Regions from separate parts of the Homo sapiens genome. Here region 1 is linked to region 2. A link is a loop called in an ENCODE intact Hi-C map of the cell type or tissue named here. Cell type or tissue: MCF 10A. All regions are shown on one strand. Each heading gives the region's core, and the rest is flanking DNA. Links, peaks and the distances in the headings are about the cores only. Region 1 overlaps LOC112268276 (a long non-coding RNA gene). Region 2 overlaps FAM78B (family with sequence similarity 78 member B).

What was found. A loop is a pair of places that touch in the nucleus more often than their neighbours do. Peaks named below come from ENCODE experiments on the same cell type or tissue, not always from the same donor. Only the 100,000 strongest peaks of a DNase experiment are listed, where the experiment ranks them.
Region 1: a loop joins it to region 2, with 13 times the contacts of the local background. A loop is called at or near these places in 3 of 110 quality-filtered maps.

What each region holds. Positions count from the first base shown.
Region 1 is chr1:166,177,105-166,193,356 of GRCh38, reverse strand. All of the region lies in intron 1 of LOC112268276 (a long non-coding RNA gene), which reads right to left. Among named protein-coding and RNA genes, the nearest start is that of FAM78B, 18 kb to the right of the region's middle. RefSeq lists a silencer at 10,780-10,909. In MCF 10A, for the core only: no CTCF peak of the experiment used is centred there; a DNase peak (open chromatin) is centred at 8,246.
Region 2 is chr1:166,123,603-166,139,854 of GRCh38, reverse strand. All of the region lies in intron 1 of FAM78B (family with sequence similarity 78 member B), which reads left to right. Among named protein-coding and RNA genes, the nearest start is that of MIR921, 23 kb to the left of the region's middle. RefSeq lists enhancers at 1,744-1,913, 10,950-11,451. In MCF 10A, for the core only: a CTCF peak has its summit at 6,424 (motif pointing left); a DNase peak (open chromatin) is centred at 6,404.

The DNA of each region.
Region 1 (16,252 bases), core at 4,836-12,835, 52 kb before region 2:
CCTTAAGTTTTAAGAAGAAGGTAGTAAGCCTTGCCCCTTTTATGCATCTAAAATTTACCTGAAATTGTAAGTTTCATAAGGAAGCACGGCTATATTCAGGACCTTGGAGAGAACCAGACAAAGAAACGGATTTTGAGGAGCAGAAAGCAGGCAAGTGCTGTGCCAAGACCAGGGTTGTAAACAGTTCCAAATGCTGGAGAGAAGTCAGGCTACGAAGTCCAGCCACACAAGTTTTCTTTTTGATCTTTGAACACTTCAAACCCATCTCTGCCTTGAGGCTTTGGCCCCAGGTCTGTTTCCTGACTGGAACCCTTTGCATTGCTGCCCACTTTACACTATTCAGGTTCCCACCCCAATAACTCCACAGAATAGCCTTCCCTTCATCACGTTATCACATTTCCCCATTTTACTTTCTTCATAACAGCGATCACTATTTGAAACCGTCTTTTTTATTCATTTCTGTACTTGACTATTTTCTTCCCAGCTGCCTCAGTAGGTGTAAGCTTTATGAGAGAATAGGCTATGTCTCTGTGATTCACTGTGATAGTGTTAGTGTTTAAAACTGTATCTGATACGCAGAAGCTGCTCATTAAGTATTTGACAAATAAGCAAATGAAATAAACAAGCAATGAGAACAGAAAATTTAATTTGAAGTTGAAGAGACTTTTGAGGACCTTGAACTGAATAGTTTGAGCCGATACCAGACACTTATTTGGGGGTTAATAAATATTTTGGGGTTTGAAGAAACGCATATATAGATGTGTTAGCATGACCCATATAAGAATGGGCATCTAACACACTCATCAGATGGCACTGCCAATACTATGTATCATATGTGTATATATATGTGTGTGTGTATATATTATATATTATATAATATATATTATATATAATAATACATATATTATATATATATACATATTTGAGACAGGTTCTCACTCTGTCACCCTGGCTGGAGTGCAGTGGCAAGATCAACACTATTGCAACCTCTGCCTCCCAGGTTCAAGTGATCCTGCCACCTCAGCCTCCCAAGTACCTGGGACTACAGGTGTGCACCAACACACCCAGCTAATTTCTGTATATATTTTTGTAGAGATGGAGTTTTGCCATGTTACCCAGGCTGGTCTTGAACTCCTGAACTCAAGTGATCCGCCTACCTCGGCCTCCCAAAGTGCTGGGATTACAGGTGTAAGCCACTGCATGCAGGCCTATATTTTAATTTCTAGAATAATTAATACATTTCTAACTAATAAAAAGTAGGCAAAGGCAATCCCTTTTTGGATCGTCTTAAAAGCAACTACTGTTTCCCCATTTAGTCTAGTAAGGGATTTTTATTTTCTCATGATGTCAACTGGAGGCTGACCAAGAAAATAGTTGGGTGATTGTTTGACCACATCATAGAGGTCAGTTAGTAAGAGCCACTGCACTCAAGGCTCTTACTTACAGAATTGTCAGAAAATGAGAAAATCCCGTGGCTGAGGAGCGCGGATACCATTATCCCTGACCATGAAGAAGGCACACACCAGGGTGACGGGGCAAACTGCCCAGGAGTTGAGTCTAGTAAACATGTTTAGTTTGGCCCACACAGTGGTTTTACATTTTTTAGTTGATCACCAACATTTTAAAAATCAGGAGATTTTGCACAAAATTAAAGATTTCCAGCATCTCTTGAAAATTCAGAAGTTTTAGAAATACTGGCCCTTGAATTTCCACATGACCACAACCATCTGACATAGCAACTGCCCCCTTTAAACAGGATTTGTGGTCTCAAGGCTGCTATAGTCTCCCCTCCTCTACCTGTGTAACACCCAGCCTGCTTCACTTATTCATACTGATTGCATGGCCTGGGAACACATTTGAATTTGAGATCCCTTATTATGAAATATAATGATCAGATAATTCTAAGAACTGGGAACATGCAAATTATTAGAAAGAGAAAATATCCATGAATCACAGTGTCCATTTTCCCAAAGAAGCAACTAATTGCGACAGGCATGAAACTTGTAATTGTATGTATTATAAAGATATTTATGAGGATATTGTACACTATTTCACACATTTCTAGGTAAAATGTGTGTTGGGTTTATGTGTGCATGCATGCTTATATGTATGCATATAGTGGGTGCTCAATAAATATTTACTGAATAAATTAATATGAGGTGCAAGAGTGTTCACCAAAATTCTGAACCCTAAAAACACTATGATCTACTGCTACATAATTTACAATTTCTGAATCCACCATGCTTCTCTTTTTTTCTCTTATTTTCCCCCAGTTTCAGCCTAAGACTGAAAATAGAGCAGAGGCTTCATTAAAGTCCATCAATAATTATAAATAAAAGCTGATTAATCAATCATCAATGAGTGTGTTTACATCAGCATGATGAGGTTTCACAGTGCATTCACTGCATTAGTGAAGCCAGGACTTCTGGGTTCTGGCCCTGGCTCTGCCCTTAGCGACAGTGATTCTGTGAGCAAGTCCCTTGGCTCCCTGGTCCAAAGTGTGCTCATCTATAAAATTATATGATATGCAGGGCTCCTCTCTGCTTTATGGTCTCTGTTTTTGTGAAAACAAAGACCTATGAGCCATAAGTTGACTGGAAGCTCAAAGCCATTAGAGTCTAGCAAGGAAAAACCAAGAAGAGATTTTTTTTTCCTCCAATAATTAAGGCAGGAAGGTCTGCAAATGCCTGGACAGTAATTCGTGGAGGGCCAAGGGTGGAACGTGAACTCATTAGCAGGATGTTGAGTAACACTCAGAGAGGAAGAGAGGGTGATGGGAAGGGAGTCCAACTGAAGACAGAATTTTAAAGAGAATGTAAAATAGTGCTGCTAATTACGTCATTTAAAAACTGAACAACTGAGTGTAATTCTTGCTGAAGTAATAAGAAAACAGTCAGGGGATGCATAATAGTTACAAGAATATACGCTAATAGACAAAAACAGGATCCCCAACTAACTTAGGACAACAAACCCCATGTGAGCTAATAGAAGTCAGACGGAAAACAGTACCTGAATTTCAACCCAATCTCACTTGAGTACATAGATTTTAAAGTTATATAAAAGACATACATAATAAGTACTCAGAAAATATTTGTTGAATTATATTACATTTTTAAAACCTCAGGAATACTTCACTATTTAAAAAGTCTAACCTGAAGAAAATGAAAAATATGACACATCTCAGAGTAGTTATTTCTTTTATGAAAGGATTCACTACAAGTATATTTTAAACATAAATATTTTGCCATTAAAATGGTTCTATTTACAAAGATTTTTCACCAACAAACATATATAAACAAGATAGAGTTTAGAATCCATGCTTTATTTAGCTTTGCATCTATTTGGCCTAACACAATATCAGGCACAGACGGATATCAGGCACCAATGGATAGTTAAATAACTTTCAGTAAGTGAATACATATGTTTCGGTTATCTATTGCTGCAAAGAAAACCACCCCACTCTAATGACTTAAAAAGACATTCATGTTCTTATCTCTCACAGTTCCATAGGTTGGCTAGGCTCCATGGGAAGTTCTTCTGTAGTCTTACTTGGGTTCTCACATGTACTTTCCATGAAATGGAAACTCAAATAGCATGGAGCTTCTGGAAGCTCACCTGACATGCTGGGATGACTTGGTCTCTCTCCCTCTTTGTGTATTCTCAGGCCTCTCCCCCTCTATGTGGACTCTCTGTGTGGTCTTTCCTGTAGGGTAGATAGACTTCTTACATTCTTAGGAATCCCAAAAGTACAGAATCAAGACTGTACTCAGAGCTTGATTCTGCCCAGAGCTGGCTGTGTTCCTTCTGCCATCTTCCATTGATTAAAGCAGGCCACAGGGCCAGCCCAGACTCAGTGGGTAAGGGAGGGACAGGAGGGCATGAGTACCAGGAGGCATGGTTCACTGAGGCATGTTTGAGGTGAGCCACCACAATTTTCTCTTGCTTTGGGCCCCAACTTCCCACAGGGCAGAAAGCAGGATTACAGATATGCAGCTACAAATGTGCGCCATTTCTGTGACAAAGGAAGTATGACTCAGAGGCAGAGCTCGAATCCCAGAGGGTGAGACCAAAAGCTGAGCAGAACCACTTCTAAAGAACAAAAGTGAGCCTTCATCAGGAATATCCCTTGCTTCAAGTCAGAAAAATTGGGACATGTGTCAGGCTGGATTTCAGAATTGCTATGAATCAGTGACTGATCATCTCTCCTTTTTTCCCCTCTTTTTGAACAGGAAAGTCAATTGTCATTTTCTTGTCTCATTTTCAACTAACTAAATGTTAGTGAGTGAGATATAGATACTTGTCCTTTTCTTTCCTTGGTCCTTGCAACTGAGAAAATGCACATAAGGAACTTCATCCCAAAAGCCCCATTCTGGGACATGATTTAGTGCACAATATCCTGGACTTCAAGCTGATACCATATTGGAATGAGATTTGCAAGGGTGAGTGTATTTTTTATATAGGAAGTTCACGAATCATGAACAGCCACAGGCAGTAGCTCGTCTCCAAAGATGGCTCCCAATGAGCCACACCTCTCCATGTTCACACTTTTATTGTGAATTCATTAAATTTGGGCTTCCCTGAGATTTGATTTAATTAACAAAAATAGCAGAACTGACATGGTGCCAATTAGAGGCTTATGTGTTATAAGCCTGGAAGCTTCCACGTTTACATTTTTGGAGACCCTGCACCTCCACATAAGAAGTCTGGCTGCCCTTCTGGGAAGACCACATTGAAAGATGACCTGGAGAGGCCACATGGGGAGACACAGGTTCTAAGCCTACAGGAAGAGAGAAAGAGGCCCCACTGTCCCAGCAAACCAGCCAAGCTTCTTTCTGACTATCCCTGCCTAAAAGAACCCAAGAGAGAGGGCAAAAGAACTGCCCAGCTGAGCCCAATCAACTCACAGAACTATAAAATAAGATAGTTGTGTTTAGCCACTAAATTTTAGGATAGTTTACTAATGTAGCTACAGATAACTAAAGTGGCATCAATGAATGAATATGGGCAAATTATATCATTTAAGGAAGTTATATTTTCAAACACTATCCAAAAGTTATTTTCTCTATTCAAGAAATGTCTGTTGGGCCCCTAAACTTGTCAGCTCAGCCCTCTCGGGTTTGGAGGAAAAATGGTGTTTCTTTTGCCCCATTTACATGTTTTCTCCTGAACAATGAGGCTTAGACATAGATCTGAGAAAAAAATCTTTAGTTGGAAGCTGGGAGCTTCCATATCATTGGCTCTAGCCTCCTCTGGCCTTAAGAGAGGCTGTCGTGATGCAATAGCGGCAGGAAGCAGTTGCAGATTCTCAGGGGAGACATAACATGATGAAGGTGGTGTTCAGGAAGGTTCATTTGGCAGCAGAGCACAGATGGGTTATAGGGAGTGTGATGCAAGCTGACCTGAGTCCAAACCAGGGCAGATAGAAAAGAAAAGAACTTGAATAACTACAGAAAATAAAAGAGAAAGGGCTGAAGATTACTCAGACTGGGAGAATAACGGTACCACTAACATAAATATGTAAGAATGTGAGACATTTGGAAAAGGAGTTGTGTGTGGGAATAATTGATCCACCCAGAGTTGGACTTATGCATTTGGACAAGAAGACAACTGAACAGAACCATCTTTTTTAAAAAACTTTATTTTTTATTTTTCCGTAAGTTATTAGGGTACAGGTGGTGTTTGGTTACAAGAGTAAGTTCTTTAGTGGTGATTTGTGAGATTTGGGTGCACCCATCACCCAAGCAGTATACACTGCACCCTATTTGTAGTCTTTTATCCCTCGCCCCCCTCCCACCCTTCCCCCCAAGTCCCCAAAGTCCATTGTATCATTCTTATGCCTTTGCGTCCTCACAGCTTAGCTCCCACATGTCAGTGAGAACATATGATGTTTAGTTTTCCATTCCTGAGTTACTTCACTTAGAATAATAGTCTCCAGTCTCATCCAGGTCACTGAGAATGCCATTAATTCATTCCTCTTTATGGCTGAGTAGTGTTCCATCATATATATCTCTATATATCTATAGATATATATATAGATATATAGAGAGATATATATAGAGATATATATCTATAGATATGTATATAGATATACATATAGATAGATATATATAGATATATAGATACATATATAGATATATATAGATAAATATAGATAGTGGATAAACTATGAGATATATATATCTCATATATATATATATATATCTCCACTTGTTGATTGATGGGCATTTGGGTTGGTTCCACGATTTTGCAATTGCGAATTGTGCTGCTATAAACATGGGTGTGCAAATATCTCTTTCATATAATGACTTGTTTTCCTCTGGGTAGATTTGAAGGCCTAAGAGCCACAGAGTTGAGGGCAAAAGAATATTGATGTCCCAGCTCAAGCCTTCAGGGAGAAAGCCATCAAATCCTCCCTTCCTCTACCTTATTGTTCTATTCTAGCCCTGAAAGGATTATATGAGGCCCACCTACATTGGGAAGGGCTATCTTCTGGGGTTTTTCATTTGTTTGTTTTTGAGACAGGGTCTCACTCTGCCACCCAGGCTGGAGTGCAGAGGCACAATCATGGCTCACTGCAACCTCCACCTCCCAGGCTCAAGTGATCCTCCCACCTAGCCTCCCAAGTAGCTGGGACTACAGGTGCATACCACCATGCCAGCTAATTTTTGTATTTTTTGTAGAGTCAGGGTTTTGCCATGCTGCTCAGACTGGTCCCGAACTCCTGAGCTCAATTAAGTGGCTGGTCTTGGCCTCCCAAAGTGTTGGGATTACAGGCATGAGCCACTACGCCTGGCCAGGGTGATCTTCTTACATAGTAAAAAGATTCAAATGCTAATCTGTTTAGGAAACAGCCTGAAAGAAACAGCCAGAAATAATGTTTAATCAGAGATCTGGGCATCCTGTGATCTAGTCAAGTTGACACACAAAATTAACTATCACAGTCCCTGAATCTCTGCATAGCGATATACATATATAAGTATTATCAAGCTCAAGCTAGTCTTCTGGAGGATAAGATACCACATAGAGCAGAGACAAGACATCCCAGCTGAGCTTTCTTATATTAACCAGCCCCCAGCCAACTCCGCAGCTGATTGTACATGTATAAGACACTAAATATATATAACTGGACCTTGACATGGAAAAGGAATACATCTTTATTGTGTTAAGCACAGAGATTTTTATGTTGCTTATTATACCTGTTACCCCACCTTGACACGGTGGCATGATTTGAAGTCAGTTGACTCCAAAGCCTGTGCTCCCAAAGGATGGAGAGCATGATTGGTGTCCCACCTCCTAGCCTAGGATCTATTATCTATTAATTTCACCCAGCTTTATAGAAAACTGTTCCTAAAATCTCAAAACACATGATCTCACCAGTGGTACTAGACTCTAGAAAAACCTTTGGGGAAATATCTGTGTTTAGTAAGGTTTTACTATACAACAAACCACCCCAAAACCAAGTCTCTTACAACCCAAAACAAACAAACAAACAAACATTATTTTAGCTCACAAATATGAGAATCTGCAATTTGGGCTTGGCTCAGTGGGGCGATTCTGCCAGCCTGGGCCAGGCTCAGCCAATATAAGCTGGATTCCCACACACGTCTGTGATCGGCTGCAGAGCTGGCTGGTTAATCAAATATGGTTCAGCTAGGACAGCTTGTCTCCGTTCCATGTGGTGTCTCTTCCTCCAGCAGGCTAGCTTGAGCTTGATCAAGCAGTGGCAGAGGCAGAGGCTGCAAGAGCAGCAGAAGGATAAACCCTAAAGCACAAGTTCTTTTCAAGCTACTCCCTTTGACAAAAGCAAGACACCTGGCTGTACCAAAAGGCAGTGGGGGAGATCATTATCAAATGCACGAATGCAGGAAGATGGGAACAAATGGGGCCATTACCACTATATACCCAAATAACTCAGGATCCCTGTGCGGGCCAGAACACAAAACAAGTATGTCACAGACTTTAAAGCCTCCAGAGTTATTTCTTCCAGCCTCTGATCTCCAAATCTCCAGCAACTCAACAGTAATAGAATCTATAGGACAGTAGCATCAATTTACTTTTTTGGGAGAATAATAAAACCCATGCTTAGAAAGGAATGACCGATTCGTTGTTTCTGTAACTGGTTTGGCAGAACTCTGGAGGCAGAGGGCTGTCTCTACCTGACAGAAGGATTATTCCTGTGTGTGAGAAATCTTCCTGCAAAAAAGTGAGTCATTACAAGAAGAATGCCAGGCCTCCCTCGTACTCCTCAATGTGGTAAGGAGGATGTGACCAAAACGCTGATGAATACGCTGAATACACTCCCTTTCCCGAAAAGGATGGCAGGAATAAATGAAAGTGCTACTGGATTTGCTGCCCAAGTTGTAACCCAATCTGTTCTCTGCTAAAATGTCCCTTTTGCCTTGAATTTCTGTGTCCAAGCACTTCTCTTTGTGGCTTGCTATTGTTTCTATAAAAATACCTTTCACTTGGCAACATCTAGCCAAGAAAAGCAAAATATCTAACAGAGAAAAACACAGTTTGTCTGTTATTTCAGTGACTTGAGAACAATAATGAGTTGTTATGGTGTGATTTGGGTGCCCCACCAAAATTAGTATGTTAAAGTGTCAACCCCCAGTACTTCAGAATGTGAACTTACTTGGAAATCGGGGCATTACAGATCTGTTGAGATGGGGTCATACTGGATGTGGACACAGGGAGAACTCTATATGATGATATAGGCAAAGATTGGGGTGACACAACAGAAGCCAAGAAAACCAAAGATCGCCAGCAAGCCACCAGAAGCTAGGGGAGAGATGTGGAACAGCCCTCAGAAGGCACCACTCCCACCAACGCCTTGATCCCGTATCTCCAACCTCCAGTACTGTGAGGCAATAAATTTCTGTTGTTTAAGTAATTCAATTTGTGGTAAATTATTATGCTAGTCCTAGCAAGCTAATGAATGAACAACCACCTATGTCATGGGCCCCTTCACATTCAGTCTCTTTTTCACCTCTTGCTCCAAGATTGTTTGTCCCAGTTTCAGATGAAAACACTGAGGCTAGCTTGCCTATGCTCAGTCAGCATGGCCAAAGGCCAGACTCAAGCCCAGGTTCCAGACCCTGTCCATATACTTTCCTTTGCATAGTGTTGCTGTGTGAAGGTTGCTGACAAGGCAAAAATTGGAGCTGCAATTCTAAAGGGAGCTACACCCCCATTGTGCAATAGATTGGTTTCTAAAAGAATTAGTTCTTAATCGATTCCTTATAAACTCAATGATATTTTAAGTGCTCTCACAGAGTTTCCTATTCAAAAGAGCCCTGTGGGAGATCCTTTGGTATAGCTAAGGGTCTTTTTGGATTGTGAATTATCACCTGTCTCCCTTCAAATTTATTTAATTTGCAGGCATAATTTGTTTTTGTATGAGAGTCTTTTGTGAAAGTGGCCCTGCCTTCAATTCTGCACCTCTGCCTTGGCTGGTGGGGGTTCAGTAAATGCTTGCTGTTACCGTTGTGGTTAATGATAGCAATGAAGAACGCCCACAAGTGGCACTGCCTTTTAAATACACGTGGTGTCTGGAATGATTTCCTCCCATTTCAAGCCATTTTGGGCATTTTCAACTTAAACTCATTGCTTGGGTAGAAAAGGGGGAAAACATCATTTTGTTAAATGCCAATGTTTAACTATTAATTACTCAACTATTAGTGAGCTCTGTGTTAGTTACTATTCCAGATATCTAGGTGTTTGTAAATTAGCAGGTACATGTAATTTCTTTTTCTGGGTCTGCCTTTAAGCTGCCTGTGCAGAAAAATTCCCCTGGGGGGTGAGGGTGCCTTTGGCCCAGTGAAGAGAAGACATGTATGGTTGGAGTGAATAGAATCGTATTACTTTAATAACAGCCTCTATTTGGAAGTGCAGGTTCCCAAAGTTTTAGATTAGTTTCAAGGTTCTTTCCTGAAATTGCTTTTATGATTGATTGATTAATTAATTAATTTCTTAAGAATGAGCTGAGTACCTACTAAGTGTCAGGCACCATCCTCAGCCCTGGAGATTCATAGATGAAGAAGACTCCAGCTCTACCTCTCACATCCTCATCGTCTAATGGAAAGATACATGCTTCAGTCAATAACAACACTGAAGTGGTTAAGTGATATACTAGAAGAATGGGGAATGGTGCCTTGGGAGCAAAGGGGGGGAACAAAAGCACTTCACGTTGCTGGAAATGGCAGAATCTGTCTCCCAGAGTTGGTGGCATTCTCACAAAATCTTGAAGGATGAGTAGGAGTATGCCAAATGCATGATTTGATAAAGGACATTTCGAGAAGAAAGAGCAGTGCACTCTTAAGATGCTGCAATGAGAACCTGGTGTTTGGAGACTGGTGGGTGGCTGGACACAGGAGATGATGAGAAAGTAGCAGGAAGTGAGTTTAAAACAGTTGTCTGGGGCAAGATCACAAAGAAGCTCAAAAACTCGTCTCCTCCTAGAAGGGAGAGTGACCTAACTAAATTGAGTGACATGGAAGATGGCCTGAAATGTGAAGAGGCTAGAGGCAGGGAGCTGAACGGGGAGGCACATACTATGAATGGAGGTCTAAGCCAGGGCAGGAGCTGTCGGGATGTGCAGAAGAGCAATAACTTAAACAATAGTAATGAAATGAAATTCTAGAAGCTTGTGACTGGGAGGTGAGAGAGAGGAAGAGTCTGGGATGACTGCACGTCCCTGGCTTGGGTATCCAGGTGTACTTACCAAAACTGGATGGTCCAGGCACAGAAGCAAACTAATGTGATTCATTCTGAGTATATTTAGAATGCAGAAACTGTAAGGAAGCTTTCAGAAGTGAGATTTCTACTCACTCCTTCAAGGGTAATTTGGGACCTGCTTGCTCATTCTGACCTAGCAACCCTTAGAAAGTTGTACCTTGAATCACAGAACAAATGAGTTTAATTTGCATTCACATAAACAGGAAGCACTGGCCCTTAACAACCAACAACCAAGAGGAGTTATCTATCAGGTTCTCAGTTACACATAGCAGAACCGCCTCCATTTACCTTAAGCAGAAAAAGAATTTATTAAAAGATATTGGGTAGCTCAGAAAACCTCCAGGAGGGTCAGAAAGCCAGGCTTGGAGGTAACATGATCAGGGAAAACACTTGGACCACACTGTGGTTGGCTCCAACGGAGACCACAGCCCTGATACTGGGCCCTGGAAGCCCAAAACTCTGCCTCTGTTACCCCTAACAACCAAGTGCCCCATAGTTATCCTCATCAGAAAATGGTTACAGCCCTTGCTTCCTCACTCTGTTCTTTCCCTAATTGAAGTCTTCCATCCATGGGTCTGATTGGCAAAACTTGGATCTGGTAAATATGCTCTAGCTGCAAGGAAGTGGGAAAGCAAATATCTGGCTTTCCTTTTAAGGAGGTGAGATTTACAATGCAGAAAATGTCCTAAACATAGGAAGGGTTTCAGAACATGCTGATTAGAAAACAGACAGATAGTGCCGCAGAGGGCTACTGTTTAAGCAAAAAGATAGAATGAAGTGATCTCTTTCTCCAGGGACTTGTGAGACACTGCTTTTGTAGAGATGACAACTTTGTACTACAGTTTTTACTCCCAGAATGGAAAACTCCCTGTGGCAGGTGAGGTGTTTTGAGTTTTGTATGACACATTGTTGGTGCCATCCACCCGGGAAGAGCTCAATAAACATGGCCCTGTCCAAGTCCATGACAATTATGGAACTCTCTGGCTTGTTCATTCAGTGAGCATTTGCTATATACCTATTGTGTGTCCTGACCTATGTTGGGCACTGCTGCTGATTCAGAAGCATTGAACACACCTGTGCTCATACTCTGTAATCAACAGGGCCTGCTATGTATTGTGCACAGAAATGACACCTGGTGTCTGTCATCACTACAGTAATGTATCATCATTATAGGAACCATCACAGTTTGCCCTAACAAAAAAGGCTTCATGGTCACTCAAGGAGGCGGAATCTTCCCTTGTCATGGCCACCCTGACTGCACCTCCTTGATATTGGTTTCTATTCAATTCTATTCTCTGATTCAATAAAAAGAAACTGGAAGGGAAATGATATTGACTTCCAAGGAGTACCAGAAAAGAATCTTCTAGGCCATTTGGCCAGACTCTCTGAAACAAGGATTCTAAGCCTCGGGGAGAGGCTTAGCCTCCTGAGAATTCTATTTCAAGATCTTTTTCCCAGAGGGCAGTCATCAGGGATGCTCAACCATCCAGGCCATCAGTTCCCCTACAGCACAGGAAGCTGCCCAGCTCTTACTCCTTATTTCAACAGGTCCCTCCAACCCAGGAAATCTGAATTTCTGTAAGGAAAGAAAGTAATTTATCATAAGTCTGCTGCTACAGAGTTAATTGTGTTTTAAACTCACTCTGTCCTACTTCCTCATCATCTCCTATGGCCAGCCAGAATTGAAGCCCTGGGAGGATGGCTTCATGTCTCAGTCTTGAATTTTAATGTTGAGGTGTTAGTAGGCCCCATGGGGCTCAGGCCTGTTTCCCTTGAAATGTGGGTAGAAATAGTCTTCAAGGAAACCAGGCAAATCTACTGCGACCAGGGCCCTGGGTGGGGCAGGTGGATTCACTGAAATGAAGGGTAAGCTCAGAGCCTCAGAATCCAGTGATGACTGGGGGCTCCTCTGTCTTACTCTAGCAAAGCTTTCAGCAGGGCCCAGCATGTGCTTCTATCTGAGGCAGAAAGGAACAAACTGTGCAGATTTTAGGCATGTTGAGATTGTCCTCTTGCTCCCTAGATACTCTAGGGTTTTCATGTTCTAGGATTTCATGAACATGGCATTATTTTTTGAATCTGAGGCTCCATAAAAGTCAGATCTTTAAGCAATTTCACCTTAAGCTATTTTATGTCTACTTTCACTTCCAACCAAGATGGAATAAAAATAGCCTAAGTTTCTTTCCCTCCTTAAATAATTTAAAAACTGAACAAACTTTATGAAACAAGATTTCAGACATTGGACAACAGGAAGTAAAGAATAGGCTTTCCTGAAAGAGAGGAAACAAACGAGGAGAGCCCTACAATTTCCCGATTGATGCCTGGAAAGTTTACCATTTTACATCTTAGAAATCATCTAATCTTCTGGACAAAGCCTGCCAGTTCCATGGTGACAGTGGCTTCCACCTGGGTGGTGTTGGGGGTCACTGCCCTCGTCTAATGTGCCTGGGAGTGGTTTTCTTGTTGTTTGGCACATATCTCATCACACTAACTTCCCAGTCTGTTTTTTGGTTTTTACCATTTCTGCTCAGATGTCTTCACCTTTACACATTCTGCTCAATTGTTTCTACATCCCTGTAAACCTTAGATCAAATACAGAAGCCCGGGTGCTGTGGCTTAAGCCTGTAACCCAAGCACTTTGGAAGGCCAAAGCAGGAGAATCACTTGAACTCAAGAGTTCAAGACCAGCCTGGGCAATATCACAACACCTTGTCTCCACAAAAAAAATGTTTAAAAATTAGCTGTGCCTGGTAACACATGCCCGTAGTCCCAGCTACTCAGAAGGCCCAGGTGGGAGGATCCTTTGAGCCCAGGAGGTTGAGGCTGCAGTGAGCTATGATCGCACCACTGCACTCCAGCCTGGGTGGTAGAGTAAGACCCTGTCTCTAAAATAAATAAATAAATGAGAAACAGAGAAGATCACTTTGGCTTTTGCTTCTACTCCTTACCTTGAGAACTTCTTTAGAATCCCCTTTTCAGGACCCATCACTCTCTCTCATCTAGAAAAGGAGCTGAATTGCCTCTGATTGGTCACTCATTTTTTTCATAAGTTTAATGTAGTATTTTAATTTCTTTTTCAAGCAGGAAATTGCTCAGTCTCTCTAGACCGCTGCCAAATTGCTCAGCTTTGCATTTATTTTAGCTATTACCATAGCATGCTCAGGAAGATGCTGTCCCATGGGGTGGCCCTTGATCTCCAACAAACAAGAATAAAAAAAAATAACCTTTGTGTAATGCTTTCCAGATTGGAAATTGGGTGATAAAGTCTGGGACACAAGCAGAGAAGGCTTTAAGTCCCCTAAAATAGTAACAACAATATCTGACATCAATAATCTTTTCACATGCATTATTCTTCTCAACTCATGACAACCATATAAGGTAATCAAGGCAGGGCAGTTTCTAGCAGTAATAAAAATAATTACTCATTCCGAAGGTGGTGTCCACAAAGATTTCTGCTCTTGTGTCATCCTTATTTTTCTCATTTTATATGTGACCCAGGTGTGCTCAGGTTTTCCTTCTCCTTGAGAAAGATTTAGATTGACTTAAATTCTCATCCCATGTCACTAGGAAATCCAATTTCCTTTTCAAGATTTCTGTCAATTTCAGGGGGCTTATGTCCTCATAGTCTCCCTTGACTCTGACTTCATGTAACTTCTCAACTCTTGGTCTCCACTTTGTCTCATAGTTGTTTCTATAGATTTGCCCTAGAATTAACCCAGCTTTAGAACTCATTCTTATTCTTCAATCTACGTACAGACACACACATATACATGCAGGGACTGTGTATGTAAAGCATACTGTGTTGAAGACTTGGAGATACGGAGAAGTGGGTCTCTCACATGAAAGTATAATAGAAACCACTTAAAACTGAATATCGGACCTCCCTATTCTAATGGGTAGATCTCCATACACATCTTAGTAGGCCATTCACTCTCTCCTCTCTCCCTTGTCTTCTCTTTATCCTAGTCTCTTCCCATCCCCCAAACTCATATTCATTTCTATGAAAGAACTGACTAGCATCTTTTTATGAGATCTCAATTTCCTTATCAGATACTCATCTCTTGTCCTAGGCAGTTATCAAGGGGTTTCCAAAGACAAAAACAGGAGGAAATCTGGAAACAGCCATGAAGATATTTTTGAATTACAAATGCAAACAAAGAAGCTGAGGCTCAAAGAATTTCTGTGACTTGCCCAACACCAAAGGAGTTACTACCACTACCAGTCCTTTGTTAATGGAAAGGCAAAAAGTCTCAGATGCACACTTTCCTATAAAGCTCCCAGTGCCAGCCTGAGGGCTTATGTAAGACATAATCAATTGTGCTTCAAACATTTTAGGGAAATAGCATAGCCTTCCCCATCTAGCACCACGAGGGGCTTGGGAAATGAAATTGTGCTGTGTGACCTGCTCGATGCTTATCTCAAGTCAGTGCAGGATTGTGGCTATTGTCCCCAGCCGCCTCAGGAAGTGTAAACACTAACGTTATTTTGCTTCCACTGTGTGTGATACTTATTGAGTGATATAGATAAAATTAGTTTCTCTTCCAGTAAACACAATACCCAACGTAAAGGGATTCTCAGGTTTTCTCCTTCCCTTTTGTATTATTTCTTCCTATTTATTCCTTTCTTCCTGCTCATTCCATTTATTTTAATGTGATTTGGACTTCCTTTCTATTCGTAAATCAATAGTTTCTAGCAGTAATAAAAATAATTACTTATCTTAGTGGTAAATGCCATGAAGGTTTCTGCCCTCATGTTGTGTTTATTTAGCCTGAACTGAGGCACACGTTGCATTTTCTAAGTAAACACAGCATACAGCAGCACTCCCTGAACAGTCGATCCCTGAAGATCCCATCACTGGCTTCTCGAATCCTCTTGTTGTGTCTGCAGACACTTGACCCTGACACAATTTGGATGGGGCAGACCAGGAGGGGTGGGACCTGGAACTAATGTGGAGATCCCAAAGCAAGTGCAGAGAGAAATGTTTCTAGTCCCACAGGTATAACACGGCATCAAGGAGCCCTGGCCTTGGCACTAGAGCTTCCAAGATGGAACGATGAATATGCCCTGGCAGGGGACATAACAAACAGATCCAGGAGCAGCCAGAAGCAGGTAGTGCGAAGGAAGTCTGAGAGTAACTAGCATGGCCCCTGCACTAAGGTGGAGTTAGGGGATCTTTCTCCCACTCAAGGGAGTGAGGGAGTGTTGAGAGTGAAGTAGGACAACGTCTCTAGAAGGACTGGGATACTAAGCAGGTTACCAAGACAAGGTCTCAACCTCATTCATTTATTCAACAAATATTTTCTCAATAGTCACTAGGTATCAGGCATTGTTTTGAGGGCTGGGGAAACAGCAATGAAAAAACTAAACATAGTTTCTACCCTCATGAAGCTTATAATCTATCAAGGAAGACAGATTAAATAATTGCAGGCCAGGCGTGGTGGCTCATGCCTATAATACCAGCACTTTGGGAGGCCAAGGTGGGTGGATCACCTGAGGTCAGGAGTTCAAGACCAGC
Region 2 (16,252 bases), core at 2,858-10,857:
ATGAGGAAGCAACTCTTATGAGCTCTCTGGTTCAGCTCTCTGGTTAAAAGACCATACTGTGCTGTTTCTGGGGCAGCACAGACCTGGTTGATCGTGTCCACAGGAAGAACAGCCTTTGGGATTCATTAGTCTGGTTAAGACCAGCCCTGCAGCCTCCTCTGCCAGCTATAGAACTATGTGTTAGAGTTGGTGCTGAAGCCAGTCACAAACCCATCCCAGATGCGTGTGGTCTTGTTGATGTTCAAATGCCACCTCCTCCTCCAGGAAGACTTCACCACCTCCCCAAGGCTGCCTTATGGGCTCCTTCTCTGTTCCCTCTCGACTCTGCCCCTCTATCACTATGGCCATTTTATAGAATTTTAATTATTGTCTCGGGTGTCTCCACTAGACTGTAAGTATCAAGTGTGTAGAGACTTTTGTTTCAACTCTGTATCCCCAAAATTCAGCATAGTTCATAGCACATACAGTACTCTCAATGCCTGTTGAATGAATAAAGAGTCTGCTTGCATGTAAAACTACAGTGGTTTGGTCTTGGAGACACTTGTTTTGGAATTCTTCTACTGATAGGGACAGCATCAAGATGATGGGAAATGTATTGGTCTGGGATTTGTTTTGCCTACAAAGTTTCTTATGTTGGCTCATCTCCAACTAGATAAAACCCTGAGTCTAGGCTTCCCCTTCTAACAAAGCTGCTATACCTTTATGGACCTCCATTTTCCTGTCTGTAAAATGAGAGTGTGGGCTAGCTAGAAAAATTTCTGGTGTCCCCCTTGCTGCTTTGTAATTCTGGAGTACGTTCGGAGAACACCCCAATGTGACAAAGGATCTGGAAATTCTTCATAAAATATTCAGGGAGGGAGACAACTCAGGGAACATGACAACTGTCTGGAATTATTTGAGGGGTTGTCATGTAGAAGATGAAAAGGATTAGATTATCTTGAAAGGCCCCACAGGTTATAAATAAGACCAATTATTAATTCATTCAACAAATATTTGAGTACCTGCCATGTGCAAGGCACTATTCTAAGCAATAATGATGCAGTAATGAATACAACAGACAAAAATCTTGTTGCCTTTATGGAGTTGACATTCTAGTGAACAGAAACAATTCAAAAACAAACACAATGGAGAGGAGCTTCTTGGACCCTCAAAACGAGCTGCCTGTGAACTATTGAGCTCTTTGTGTTCAGGAATACGTTTAGTACTTAGAAATCTGCTTCCAGTGGCTGCTTAGACTAAATGACCTTGTTAGGTTTTTTTAGCCCAGCAATCCCATGAATCTAAGGCTAGCGAAGATGTGTGATCTCTTTATTCTAACACCACTAAGCCAAATCATGACCTCCTCTCAATGGTAACTGTCACTCTAAAAAGAGAGATAAGGTAGATGCAGTGGGCTGTTCTTATGAAAAGGCACCTAAAAAATAGTACTTTAGAAACATGCATTGTGGTGGGGGTCTGGGTGGAGGGGTTGCTTTTTCTTGAGATCCCTGTGATATTGAGGATGAAGAAAGAGAAACACAGGGGGTGGGCAACTTCCTTGAAGGACCAGAGAGAGTGAGTCATGAGGAAGAGAAGGAGGAGACAGAGAACAGGAGAGTTGGGGATGAAGCCTTTGATGAGGGGAGTGAGGAGGGGCAGAAGTAGGAGACAGACATGAGGAAACCACCAACTGAAGTCCCAGAAACCCAGCCTCCGTCCCCTCTAGGTCCTACTGCCGTCATCCTCTTTCTGTAAAGGTGAGAGTCTAGGTGCAGTGTCCCAGGTTCCAAACACAAGTTCATACTCATTGACTAGTGGGATGCCCACTGTGAGAGCAGGAAGGAGGGCTAGAGAGATCTAAGAGGGCAGAAGCCCTGCCCTGCCAGTATTTTTTGCCTCCAGCCACCTGCTCTGTTCTGAGACATGCCTGAGACCAGCTGCCTACAGGGGGACCAGGGTCTGTTTCTGCTGTTAACCTTGGTTCCCTCCTGCATTCCTGCATGTGGGGATGTAGACAGGAAGCCTGCAGGTATGGAGCAATTGAAGCAGAGTCTAGATAGAGCCCAGACTCCTTACTTCCCATAGTACTATTCTGCATTTTGTAGTGCTGCTTATGCTTTTCAGTGTTTCCACATCTATTTACTAATAACATCATAGTACAACAGCAAGAACATGGCCTCAGAACTCAAAGTTCTGGAATTCTAATATTTTATTTGATTGTCAGTATTTCTGTGAGATAGATAAAATAGGAATTATTTCCTCTGATCTGCAGGTGAGGAAACTCAGTCACAGGGAGCACATTTATCCATACTTGTGGAGCTATAGTATAACTAGTATTAGGACAAGGATAGCCAACATAGTTAAAAAAAAAAAAAGTACTGGACTTACAGTCAAGAATCCTGGGTTCACATATCAGCTACTGTCCTGCTATGTAACTTAGAATACATCTGTTTTCTGATGCTTAATTTTATTATCTATAAAATAAATAGGTTGGACTAGAAAAAGAAAATATGGCGGATGGTGGACATCTTTAGTCCTTTCAGTCCTTTGCATGCCTGTGGCAGACATGGCTAATTGATCATAGCTCACTGTCCTGCTGAGCCAGATGCAGCCCAGAGTCCTCAGTACAGGGCTCCTGGGAGCCAGCAACCACTGCTGAAAATCAGGGTTAGCACATAAAAGGAAATTGCTTGCCATTCCTCAACTAGCTCTCCAAGTTTTTTTCCAGTCTAGCATTCTGGGCATAGAAAACTGGTCTCCTCCCTTCCAACCTCATGCTCTCTACATCACGTCATCCTGGAACACTCCTTTTCTATAGATCTGTAGGAAAAGTAAAGGACTAAAATAAGATCTAGGTTCAGGCCCCTTCTCTTTCCATTAGGAGCTTAGTATCCTCACAGAATGTAATAACACCTACCTCACATGATAGTTATGAGCCATACGAGTGCATTCAGTTAGCAGACGTCAGTGCTTGACAACTGTGTGCCAGGCATTATGCTAACACACAGCAACTTGAGCTCCCCATCAGGCATCTTCTAGACCCTCTTCCCTCTCAGGAACTGAGCAGGAGCCTAGACTATTGACCATCCAGGCAAGCTGTGTTGCTGCAACTGCTCTAAATCAGAGTCACCGGCCCAGTTAGGGGCAAGGTAGCCTGGAGCCTCAGGTAGAGGTGGATTTTTTCATCTCATAACGTTGCCTTCCAGGAGTTCATTGCTTTTTCTTTTTGGTAGATCATCCTGTTTCCATTTACTTGTTCATCTGCTCTTTGGTGCCTTTATTTTTTTGCCATTACTTATCGGTAAAGTTATGCTGTTGTAAAGAGGGGAAGAGGAAGGGGTCCTGGTTCATAATAACACTGGAATGAGAGTTGGCAGAGACAGCAGCAGCTGTGAGGGCAGAGAGATAAGGCATCTGGAGATGGCTGCTCTGTTACCTACGTCACTGATCCGCTCATGGGGGCCAGCACACAGCTAGAAGTCAGCTTCCCCAACCCTCACACCCTGTCCCTGCAGGCTCAGGCTTTCCATCACCCAGGCTCTGTGAAGATTAGTGTGTCATCTTTAAAGCACTTGGCACTTCTTGGAAAAAGCCATGCTGTGAATTCAGGCATGGCTAAAAGATTGAACTCTTATTAAATCTCTGACACCCTCCATGCATCAGAATTCATACAGTCTTGTTCTGTTACATCCTCAGTGTCCTTTGCTAGTTCCCAGCTGGTCCCACAGACAAGCAAATTACTGGCAGGTTTGTTTAAGACACTGTACTTAGCCCACCTAGAATACTCATGAGTGACAAGTCCCCTTTAAAAGAACTGTTTGAAAAAAGTTAGCATTGAGGCTTGCAATGTTCCTTCTGCTTCATGTTGAGAATGCAGGAACCCCTGGGGATATTCTAGGTCTTAGGAGACTAGATCTCTTGTTAATATGTCAAAAACCAACTTCTGGAAAATAAGTCTGGTCTGTACTGATTCTAAAATACCTTGGATTGTTAACTTTTGCACCATCTTTGCAGAACACACACAGAATGTGACTATTCAGAGGAAGAAAAATTCTTTCGGCATAGACCTCCCTTCCGTAGTTGACAAAGTCATGGTGTTGAGTTAAAAGTGCTATGGCTGCTCCTGTGTTGTTTGGGGCAGGTAGTCCAGAACCCTGAGACCATGGTGGAAACAGCTCCATTTGGAATTCTCTCTAGTTTGGTTCTTTCTCCTTTTCCCCACCTGCAAAAGAATACTCAGAGTGCTATCTATCTATGTCCTTTCTTTGAATCTTTAAGGAGAATGTCTTCACCCAACATGTCTCATGCTACTGGACTGAGTAGAAGAGCAATGGAATCTTGTTACTTATTGCTAGTGAAACAGACAAGGAGCAATACATGATACACGCTTTCATTGTAAATCCTGATGTGGAAGGATTCAGGTAGTGCGATGTGAATCATCATCAGGATGATGCTTCCTGCTATGCCATCTCCCAGCTTTAGCTTTAGATGCTGGAGTTGGTTAACCATTACCAATGTACCCTTTGTCCAAAGAGGAATTGTTCTCAGAGTTTTGGACTTTGAAAACAAAAGAATGTGCTTTCAAGATGTCATTGCTGTTATACTTTATAGTTTATACATTCCTGCCCACTGGTCTTGCTTTTTTTCACTTTTTCTTCTGAGGCAGTTATAAGCCGTGTTGATACAGCTGTTTAGAGAAAATTCCTATGGAAGTAGTTCTAGCTGGAAGTCATCTGGGGAAAATTAACCTCTGTAGGTGGACTGAACTTTTTCAGGGAACGTGTAGGGACCTCACAATTGACCTAATTAATGTGTTTGCATAGTAACATACCTGTTTTCATTGTACATTTAATTAGCTTCTTTAAAAATAATTCTTCAGGTGAAAGATGTTAAAGGCTTCTCATCCTGCCCTGCTGAGCAGAGCCAAAGAGCTTGATAGTTTTAGGACAAATAAAAGGAAGCAGTACTTTACGCTGTAGGTAGTAAATGTGTGAAAATCATTACTCCTAGAAACAGTATGTGTTGAAATTATCAATAGATTCTAGACACGAACCTTTAGAGAGCATCATGGATGACAGATATAAATTGAGTTATTAAAGGGACATTAGAGAGCATTTTCTAATCGTTTTAAGTTATCGTTACGAATGGATCCCCCATATTCTCCGGTGAGCCTTGTGACACCACAATCAGGAACAGAATGTTAGGTGGATGAATGCTGGTCTGACCTACTGAGGTATTATTAAATTCATATGCTCCAGTCAAAATTTTTAAGCCAGTTTAACCTTTTTACCTATTTATGCTCCAGTCTTTTTAGGTCAGTTTAACCTTATACTTATTATTATTATTATTATTATTATTACTACTTTAATGTTCTGGTGTCTTTCAAATGGCCACTTCTTCAGAACTCTCTCAAATGATTTGGAAAAGCTAGGGGGTACTCAGCCCAACCATAAGATGGGAAACCTGAGCTGCAGTCCTGCCTCTGCCACTAGCTAGTTGCTTGACTAGGGGCAACACTGCACTTCTGCTTCATTTTTCTGCAAAGAAAGGGAGTTGGATTAAATGCCTTCCAAGGCCCCATTGGCAGCAAAATACTGTGGATCAGTAAATAAATATTATATGCACACTCATTCAGGGAGTCCCTAGAATAAAAGAATAGTGGGGTCGGGGGTGGGATGGGGGACTGCTTTGCCTTATTTTCCAAAAAGGATAAAGTAGAGCATTTCTCCCTTCTGACAGGAGAAACTGAATGTTGTAGGGACAGTGCAGAAAAACCCCTGACAGCATGGGGAAACCCCCCAAACTTTCTTTTCTCTGAACCTGAGGAGGGAGGTAGTGGGGAGAACATACGGTGGGAGTTAGGCAGGTCTGGGCTCAGTCACTCACTGACTCTCAGTCTCCCGTTGGTAAAATGGAGGTAAGTACATGTAACCTTTGGGGTGATGAGGATGAAATGAGACAAGTGGCATGAAGTTATCTCACTTAGTTCCTCGTATAAAGTAAGGGCTCAATAAATAATAATGTTTAGAGAAAGGAGATGGGAGTTCCAAAACACGGCAATTATAATGGTAAGCACCTCGCGAGTGGCCATCAGAGAAGGAGAAGCCAGTGCAATTGAAGCAGACGGCCTGAGAAAGGCCGTAGCCTGAAGCCCACAGGTGTGCAAAGACCTGCTCTAATTAATTAGGCATAAGATTAGCACTGGAATACATTTCTAACCACCAAAAATCAGATTCACTATTTCACATTATATTTACGGTTCTTTTTTTTTTTTAAGATTGCTCAACTTTACAGATTAATATTATTTAAAAGTTGCAAATATTTTAATAAATCATTGAAATTAACAGTTACACATTTGTGGGATTTGCAGAAAGATCCCCACATGAAGCAAAGACATCTTGTGTTTTGTTTCATATCGCTGTCACCTGCTGGCAGAATATGCAAATTGCAGGTTTGGTTTTGTCTAAGAAATTCTACCTCTAACATACATCTGTCTTTAGGAAAATGTAACTCTAAACCTAAAGTTACACAATAACAGGTATCCTCTCTTCTCCTGAGAATTCCCATAACCAGCTCTTGAGGAAGACCAGAGTGGACCTTGTGAGGAGTTTCCGGTACTACCATGAAGCTGCTAGGTCAGGATATGCAGCTGTGCACAGCTCAGCCCTTATTCTTCCTCCAGGAAGCCAGTAGAAAAACACTGGGGTCTAACCTCTAGCAGAAATAATGTGCTCAAAGAGAAAAGCAGGGCCACTCTGCTATTCTCAGAGTCAGCAATCTCCTTGCCCTGCCAAGATCCTACCAGTTTAATGAACAACTCATACCTTTCCTCGTTGTTGAAAGCTCCAATTCCTCAACAAAGTCTCAGTGCTGCTGATAACCTTAGATCAGCCCCAGAGATTGTTCTCATATCCCAGAGGGCATAAATATGGCAGTTACACCCCTACAAACTGCCCTTATCATTTTAATCATGGTTCATCTTGAGAAACCAGCAGATACTATGAAGCAGTTTTGTCACACTCATAAGCTGGTACTGTAACTCAAGTCACTGTTTATCTAACAATATGGGGCATAAAATAACAAAGTTGGCCTTTCTGGTACACTTAGCTGATGTAGTATTATCTTTGTAGTGGTTTCCTCACAGAAAACAACTAGAAGCAAGTGGCTTTTGAACTTGGTGACTTCATCCTAACATGAAAATTTTTGTCTAATTAGGTGGAATGATTTGGCAAAAGAGAGCAATACTTAGGTGGAGATTCATTCATTGGGAGGATGGAGGGAATCTCCCACTGCTGTACAAGAAGGGAGATGGCATATGGTAAAGCCCTTTGTCATAATGGTTGACATTCACAAGCCACTTACTTTGCACACACCTGGGTTTTTTTGCACTTCACAAACATCTCACTTAATCCTCAACAATTACCCAATAAAGGTAAGCAGTAATATTATCCCCATTTTGCAGATAAGGAAACTGCAAAATAAAAATTACATGACTTTCCCAGGATCACACCGTTAAATCGCAAGCTAGATTTTGCTAGTCAAGTCCAGTGTGTCATGTTCTTCACACCGCGAGGGTTAGGGGAGAGGGGAGATTTGGAACCACTCTTCTGGGTAGCAAAGAGAGGACAGAAAAACCAAAACATATCCTTTCAGCTATTATGTGAACTGCTTAATTCTGGTGTTACACAATAGTAATGATAGGACATCACTAAACATGTCATATTTACTTTATTTTATGATGACAGCTAATATGTTTCCAGTCTTCATAGCCTGTTGCTCTTACTGTAGAGGTATCTGCTGACAAGTTTTTAAAATTGGAGAAAATTGTGCTTAGGCCTTGCCTTTTATATGGCCTTCCTGACATTCAGCCTCAGATTGCAGCAGAAGTCTCTCTCAACTGAAGTCAACAGCTTTCATCAGAGGGAGAGCAATGCATGTACACCACTGTCACTGCAATTTAAGACCTGGGTCTTCTGCCCCCAGCTGACTATTTTCTGCCATGTGAGGGCAGGATTTTTTCAGGTTCCATCTCCCACCCCTAGACAGCCCTGCCGCTGGGGTCTTCAGTTCAGGACCTCCAACTAGTGCATAGCCACGTAACCTTACTTTTTTTCATAAAACATAGTAAAAATATGTTTACTATTTTCTTCTAAGGGACACTCAGTGTCCTGAACCCCAATGACATGGAACTTTGTGCCCTTTTAGATAGTTCTCCCCAGTCTTCTTCATATTGAGCCCAAATCAGTCAAATTTTATTCTTCATGCAGCCCAGTTCTACCCAGCAGAGCCCCCTAAGATAGGTCTTCTCACAGACACACGTACCAGGAAAACTAACGTTGCTGTTGCTTGGTCTCAGTAAAGTCACTGTCTGTTGGAGGGTTCAGCTGCCCACTACTGTGAGGTAGTTTGCTCTCCTTTAACCCCCTCTGTAACGTGGAACAGTGGAGTTGCTTTAACTCTGGAGCAGTTTTGCCTGGTGTACTGGGATGGGCCTTAGCTGCCTGCTGGGCTTCTGACATTGCCTCTCACTGTCTTACATAATTTGGAGACACTATTAAAAAGCACCTAGGGGGCTGGGCACTGTGGCTCACTCTTGTGGCTCACTCCTGTAATCCCAGTGCTTTGGGAGGCTGAGGCGGGCAGATCACTTGGGGTCAGGAGTTCCAGACCAGCCTGGCCAACATGGCGAAACCCCATCTCTACTAAAAATACAAAAATTAGCCGGGTGTGGTGGCACGCATCTGTAGTCCCAGCTACTCAGGAGGCTGAGGCAGGAGAATTGCTTAAACCTGGGAAGTGGAGGTTGCAGTGAGCCAAGATTGCACCACTGCACTCTAGCCTGGGCAACATGTTGAACAAGACTCTTGTATCAAAAAAAAAAAAAAAAAAAAAAAGCACCTGGGGAGATGCAGATACACCAAGTTATTCTACCTCCTGGGCCCGCAGCCTTGTGACATCGGCCAAGCTTAGTAATGACAGCATTCTTTGTTGGTTCTGTTTCTTCTGAGTTCTGCCACAGTGTCTGGCTGTGCAGATGTACACACAATGCAGGAGAAAGAGCACAGGTCTGGGAGTCAGGGAACCGGGGCTTAGGCCTGTATCTCCCACTTAAATAGTTGTTCTATCTTGGGCAATCCACCTCACTTGTTTGTCAGTTTTTTCAACTTGATTAATAATACTTATTTTAATTAATAAGTATTCAGGGTTTCTCAATAGCAGTACTATTGACATTTTGGCCTGGTTAGTTCTTTGTTGGAGTGGCAGCAGAGGGCTGTCCTCTGTATTGTAGGATGTTAGCAGCATACCTAGCCTCTACCCACTAAATGCCAGTAGTACCTTCCAGCTGTGACAACCAAAAGTGTTCCCAGACATAGCCAGGTGTCCTCTGAAGGGCAGAATTGTCCCCAGTTGAGAACCACTGCATTAACTCATAGGATTAGCAGGATACATTAAATAACTGTGTGAAAATATAAGACATCATGGTTGTCTTCCTCCTTCTCTGGCATTCCAGTCTTCTCTGATTGTCTATACTTACGTAGAAGCAGAAAGAAGAAACAGCATATTCTATCCACATCCCTATGTGGTCCAGCAAGTGACTTGTTACGTCCATGCTTTCACATCATGCGATTCAGGTAAGTTTGTCCTTTTCTAATGGGCTTGATATTTACTGTGTGTGAAGAGCCACAGAGGTGAGTAGCAGTGCCTGTTTTCATGGATGACACATTCTCATGGGAGGAATATTTAAGCACAGAAATGACTAAGACCAGAAAGGCATGCTCAGGTGTCAGAGAGGAAGCACTTCACAGAGGAGGTGATGTTTGGGTTTCAGTAGACAGAGATAGGCTGGTATAGCCTGAAGGGGCTTGAATCAGAGGGAGCAGTGACCCAGGGTAGAAAGCACATAGGATTAGATGAGAAGGTAGCAAGAGATAAGACCTTGTGATCAGTCTACGGAGGCTTGGAATGCCAAATGTGTTCATTGTCCCTAATTTAGCAGTGACATGGCATGGCCATAGCTGTGTTGAAGAGGGTCATGTGGCAATGGATTAGAGTAAGGAGAGGCCAGCACAAGGTGGCTTGGGGACCTGAATAGAGTGATTGTGGTAGGAGAAGGGAGGATGAGGTTAATGGAAGAGAAAGTGCAGGAGAAGAAGCAGCAGGGTCTGTGAAGGTGAAGAAAGGGAAGAGGACGAGAGGACTACAATTTTGACTCTGGAGCTCAGAGAAAAGGGTTTCCCAGAATAGAACAGGAGAAGACAAGAGGAGGAACCAGGAATCAGGAAGTTCGAGCACTGGAGAAGGGCCAAGGTAAAACATTAAAATTGAGGGTTTCCTAAATTCATCCACATCCATGCCTGAAAAGGTCTCACACACTTCCTGGGAGAAAAGGCACATGAGTGTTTGCTTGATGCTTTGTTCATTGCAGAGATGGGCTTCTTGAATCCATTTATCGTTTAAGGACTATTTATATGGCCCTCAACAAATAACAGTAAGAAAAAAAGAAAAGAAAAGCAACTCAGCCTGGGGCTTTGGTTCCTGTGCAAAGCACTTTTTATAAGCAGAAAGAATCAGACTTTGGATTTAACTAAGTTAACAGCAGGAGCAGAATTGCATGCGGAGCACATGCCATATGCTGCTTTTTCCTAATATTCTAACAATACACTGGGATGCTCTAAATCTATATACACAGGAGTGCGCCCACAGCAGGGGCTCTGGGCACTGAATTGGCACAGCTGGGCCTTCTGCCACTGCTCACACACCCAGACAGAGAAGCATAGCCTGGACTCTTGAGGATGTGAGCAGGATCCCCACATTTATGTTCTCAGGGACAACTCAATCACATTCGCATCTTGGCCCCCCAGCAGGTGACCCAACTTTGGTCTGTTTTTCCTCCCATGAACCTTGCTTCACCTCCTCCCATGCTTTCTATTATTTCATTCCAGCACTCTATACAATTAAGATATTGAGATCCTTAAATGCATCTAAGAAGGGACAATCAAAGTAATGGCTCCCAGGACACTCATCTATCTTCTACCCTGCATACATATTTAGTCATTAATATTTATCTACTAACCAGCCAAAGAGATGCTCCATGTGTCAGTGGGTCTGCCATAGGGAACCAAGTCATACTGCCTCACCCACTGTCTCTCACAGACTCAATGCCATGTTCTCTCCCAGTGGGAAAGTGGAAAGAGATGCCCGAAGACCAAACCTCCCTTGGCTTCAGCTTGTGAATGTTAGCAGTGGTATCCAGCTGTGAAACCTTCTCTCCTCTATTTTCTGACTTACAACCAAAGAACAGTGATTTACATGGGGATAGCCTTTCACAATTAGGCATTTTCACCAACATTAGCGCATTCAGTTGTCACAGTGAAAACTAATTCAGGTGTTAACTGCCTACTTTATAAGGGACAGAGTGCAGAGAGGGAGGGATGTGATTCAGTGCCAGTGCAAGGACCAGACCCCAGGTGTCTGACTGCCAGCCCAGGCTCTGTCCACCTGCTGACTTCTGCCATGGCCCTTTGCATCTCTTCTTTCTCTTGCTGCAGGCTTCCTCCAGTCCATTGAGTGCTCATTATGGCCTTTGTGGAGTGAGGAATAAATAAAGGAGGAATGAAATAAATGTATAAAATTAATGAGGAAAGTATAAAATGAATGAATAAATAAAAGAGGAATAAAAGGAGATGAACTGCAAAGAAGAAAAGTTTAGCTCCTATAGGTAATAGGGTGTCAGAATTACTTTTGTTGGCTTAGCTCTCCTATTTCTCAGTTTCCACATTTCCTTCACTTCCTATGTTTTAGGCTTTTATTTACTATAAGTTTTCCAGTGCTCCTACAATAAAGCTTATACTACTGAGGCCAATTTCATAGGTGGTTTTTATCAACTAGCAAAATATCTTGTCTGACATGGTGGCTCTATGTTTTATATCTGCTACTTCTAAAATAATCGTCAGTGTGTGCCAAGTAATTATGTGTGGATCCATTTGCCACCCGATGGACCAGGGCTATTGCAGGTGAGGTGTGATCTTGGTACCATCCTTAGCCTTTGGGTTAACCTCAGCAGTGGTCTGTGTGCTCTTTGACCTTGGTGTGTTTGTTTCACTGCATCCACCCCCTCCGCCTGCTACAGACACACAGTAGCAGTCAGACACATTTTTGAACTAAATTTGTCTTTCTCTTTTCATCACCAACTTTTCCTTTACCAACATCTGTTCAAACTGGCAATACATTTTTGGTAGCAACAAATTCAATTTCTACTAGTACTATTATCAATAACAGCTATTTATTGAGCACCTAATATGTGCCTAACACTTTAAACAGAGCTGTGAGCACATACAGTAGGCCCCAGTTGGTAGAAAAGGGACTGCAGAGTCTCAAGGTTAGAGACTCCTCAAGCACCAGATCCTGAGTCCCCTGGAAGGAAGTTGGACTCTCCATGTAATAGAGACAAAAAGGGAGGTGGTCTTCCACAGTCGTAGGTAAACCCTTCTGCTCAAAGTCTGGAGAAAGACTTAATTCCAAGCTCCCTCCTGGACTGGTGGTGATTGGGGTGGAGGCAGCCAATATATATGCAGTCTCTGTCTAGGGCAGAATTGAACTTGGAGATGGATTGTCAGTGATTGCAGCTGCCAAAAGCTGGGGAAGTGGTAGGAAATGAAAGAGGAACTGCAAGCACTTTTCAAAGCCCTTGGACATGCATACATTTCAATCTTCACAACCCTGTAAAGCAGGAGTGATTTTCTCCATTGTTCAGGTGAGGATACTGACATTCAGAAAGTTTAACATTATATGTCACCCAGTAAGAGAGAGAAAGACCCAGCCTTCAGCCTCAAAATCTTTTATTCCTTCTACCATAACAGAATCAGGTGAGATCTCTTGGATTCCTTCCAGATCACAAATATCTGAGTCTTAGGTCCTACTGTGCCTAAGTTGGTTGACAGGGGAAGATACCATGAAACATCTTGGTTTCCATGTGTTAGCGTTAGGATGCACACATAAGCTCTGAACTGAGACCACCTGGGTGCATTCCCAGCTCCAATACTTGGTTATGTCACCTTGGACAAGATATGTAATATTCCTTTGCCTCAGTTTCCTCATCTATAAAATGGGACTAATATTGGTACTCAATATTGTAGCCTACATAATGCAATAATTATCATGTATTATTGTGTATATTACACCCCATATGATGTGGCCCCTCATTGTCTGTCATCCTCATCTTCTCCATCATCACTCCTTCCCAGCCTCACGTGCCCTCTTACCACTCCCTGAGCACCCCAGCATGCTCTCACTTTTAGACCTTTGCCCAGAATGCCCCTCCCCCAGATGGCCAACTCCCTCACCTCCATCAAATTTTTGCTCAGTTATCGTCTTCTCAGTGAGGCCTACCTGGACCATTCCCTGGCACTCCCAGTCTCTTTTACCTGCTCTACTATTTCATCCATACTATTTCTCCCTAACCTACTACATGGTTTACCTTGTAGTTTACTACTCATTTATTGTGTTTATTGCTTGTCCATATACAAGTCAGAGATCTTTGTTTTATTCACTGCTGTTTCCCAAGTGTCCAATATAGATCCTGGCATCTACAGGTACTTAATCATAACTGTCAAAAGGATTAACACAGACTTGTGAAGATTAAATTAGGACAGTCAGCCCTCTGTATCCATTGGTTCTGCATCCAAGGAGTCAGCCAACCATGGATTGAATATATTCAGAAAATAAAAAAATTGAAAGTAATAGGCCGGGCACAGTGGCTCACACCTGTAATCCCAGCACTTTGGGAGGCTGAGGTGGGCAGATCACCAGGCCAAGAGATTGAAACCATCCTGGCCAACCAACATGGTGAAACCCTGTCTCTACTAAAAATACAAAAATTAGCTGGGCATGGTAGTACATGCCTGTAGTCCCAGCTACTTGGGAGGATGAGGCAGGAGAATCGCTTGAACCTGGGAGGTGGAGGTTGCAGTGAGCTGAGATCGCGCCACTGCACTCCAGCCTGGCGACAGAGCAAGACGCAGTCTCAAAAAAAAAAAAAAAAAATTCAAAGTAGCAATACAATAATAACAGAAATTCAAAATGCAATATAATGTTGCAATTATTTACATAGCGTTTACATCGTATTCAGTGTTATAGGTAATGTAGAGATGATTGAGAGTATACAGGAGGATGTGCGTAGGTTATATGCAGATACTGTGCCATTTTATATATGGGATTTGTGCATCTGCAGATTTGGGTATTTGGTATTTGAATTGGTCATAAAACCAATCCACCACAGACAGAGAGGAACAATTGTATTTGTTAATAGTTTAGCTCAATGCCTGACCCATAGGAAGGACTCAATAAAAGGCTTCTCTCATCATATCTGACTTTGACATTGATAAATTTGCTGTCAGGTTGTAGTTAAGTTTCAGGTCCCACTGGCAGGGAAGATGGACCGTGTTTAATGACTGGCCATAATGATTGCAGTCCCTCCCTCTTACCACTAGCTTTCCCAGTGGAGACAAATAGGCTCTCATACTGAGCTCCGAGGCCCATTGAGGCAGGTTATTAGACTCAGCCTCAATATGCAACTGGAGAAACCGAGTCAGGGGGCATCCAATGGCTTATTTAAGGAAAGACAGTGAGTCAGAGACCTGCCTGGCGCTTGGTCCCACAACCATAGGAAAAAGAAGCTAAACTGAGGGATTAGCTCAATTTAGTTAATGGGTGAAAATCAGCTCTGAATGAAAACCACTCCAGAACCTGCATACCCCAACATAGGCCTTATCAAGTTATGCATGGAAAAGTACTGCAATTGTGAGAGCTCAGTGCTGGCAGGTCTCAGTTGACCATAGGAGAAGCCAAATTTGCTTAAAGAATAGGAAACAAGTTGGAGAGAGAAAGTATAGCTGAGTTGGGAAGAGACATTTCTCAGAGGTGACCTGGTGGGTGTAGGGTACTGACCAGCTTGCTGGGTGTCTGTGTCCCTTCTCCCACACCAGGTCTGCCAGGATGCAGCCAACCTGGGACTGACTCCAGTGACTCCATTCCTTCCACAGCCCTCTATGATCCCGCTTCCAAGGGCCCAAGTGGCCTTTTCTACTTCTCTCTTCCTCCTGCTGCTGCCCAACAGAGGAGGTTCCGTTCAGTTCTGTCAGACAGTATTTCATGAAGGACTCAGCCAATACCAGCAGTGCAAGGATGGCTGTCACAGTATCTGCCCTGGAGGGCTCACAGCCTAGCCAGGTAGACTGAAGCCTGTTAAATTATTTCTAAAGCAGAACTCAGAGCTACACTTCCTGGGTTTGAACTTGGCTCTGCTACTTATAACTCTGTGATCTCAGGCAAGTGATATAAATTATCTGTGCCTCAGTTTCCTTGCTTCAATAAAGCAAGCTCCACTTGCTATTAGTAGTACCCACCTCATAGGGTTGTTATGGGAGCAAGTGAATTAAAATATACCAAATGCCTAGAACAGTGCCTGGCATATAGTAAGTGCTACGTGTGTTTGTTTTTGTTGTTATCATCATTGTTTAGTGTTATTCTATAGTAACTACAATAAAGACACACAGGTGTGCTGAGAGCCCAAAAAGAAGCAATCTAGTCTAAGAGCTCTGGGAAGGATTCTGGGGAGAAGCAACTGTGAATTGAATGTGGAAGGATGACTGCATTACCCAACCAAAGAAGGTGCAAAAGATGTTCCAGGAAAAGGGTGTTGAAACCCATGAGCCAGACATAGAAGCATAAAGCAGACTGGTGTGTGCTGGAAACTACAAGGAGATTGGTTTTGCTATGGTGGCAGCCTCGGGGTGGGGCATAGTGAGTGATGAGGCCAAAGCAGGGTCAGATCATGAGGGGCTTTTGTCCTCATCAGTTCAGCACCTTCTCCTGGCTTCTGCAGCCCAGATCCCACTCCTCTTCCCACTTTGGACTAGGCCTGGGCCTGGGACCTGGGTACCAATCACATTCCCCATTCTACTGGCCGCAATAATTATCAAGCGATGGGCATGCGACCCAAGCTGGCCGATCATAATGTTTGCCCAGGATTTTTGCTGGAGCTGGGGTGGAAGAATTCAGCTTGCCCCTCATGGCGTGTTGCTGGAGGAGTGTGGTTGTGGGTCTCTAAACACCTCTTCCTCACCCCATGGAGAAGGCCCCTGTCCTGACCCCTGAGATCCCAGGAACTGCCCAGTTCTTATGGTTCTTTTCTGCTAGGAACTTTCCCAGTATCCTACCAATAAATCCTTTCATTGTTTATTAATCTGAGCTTCTTCAAGTTGGTTTCTGATAT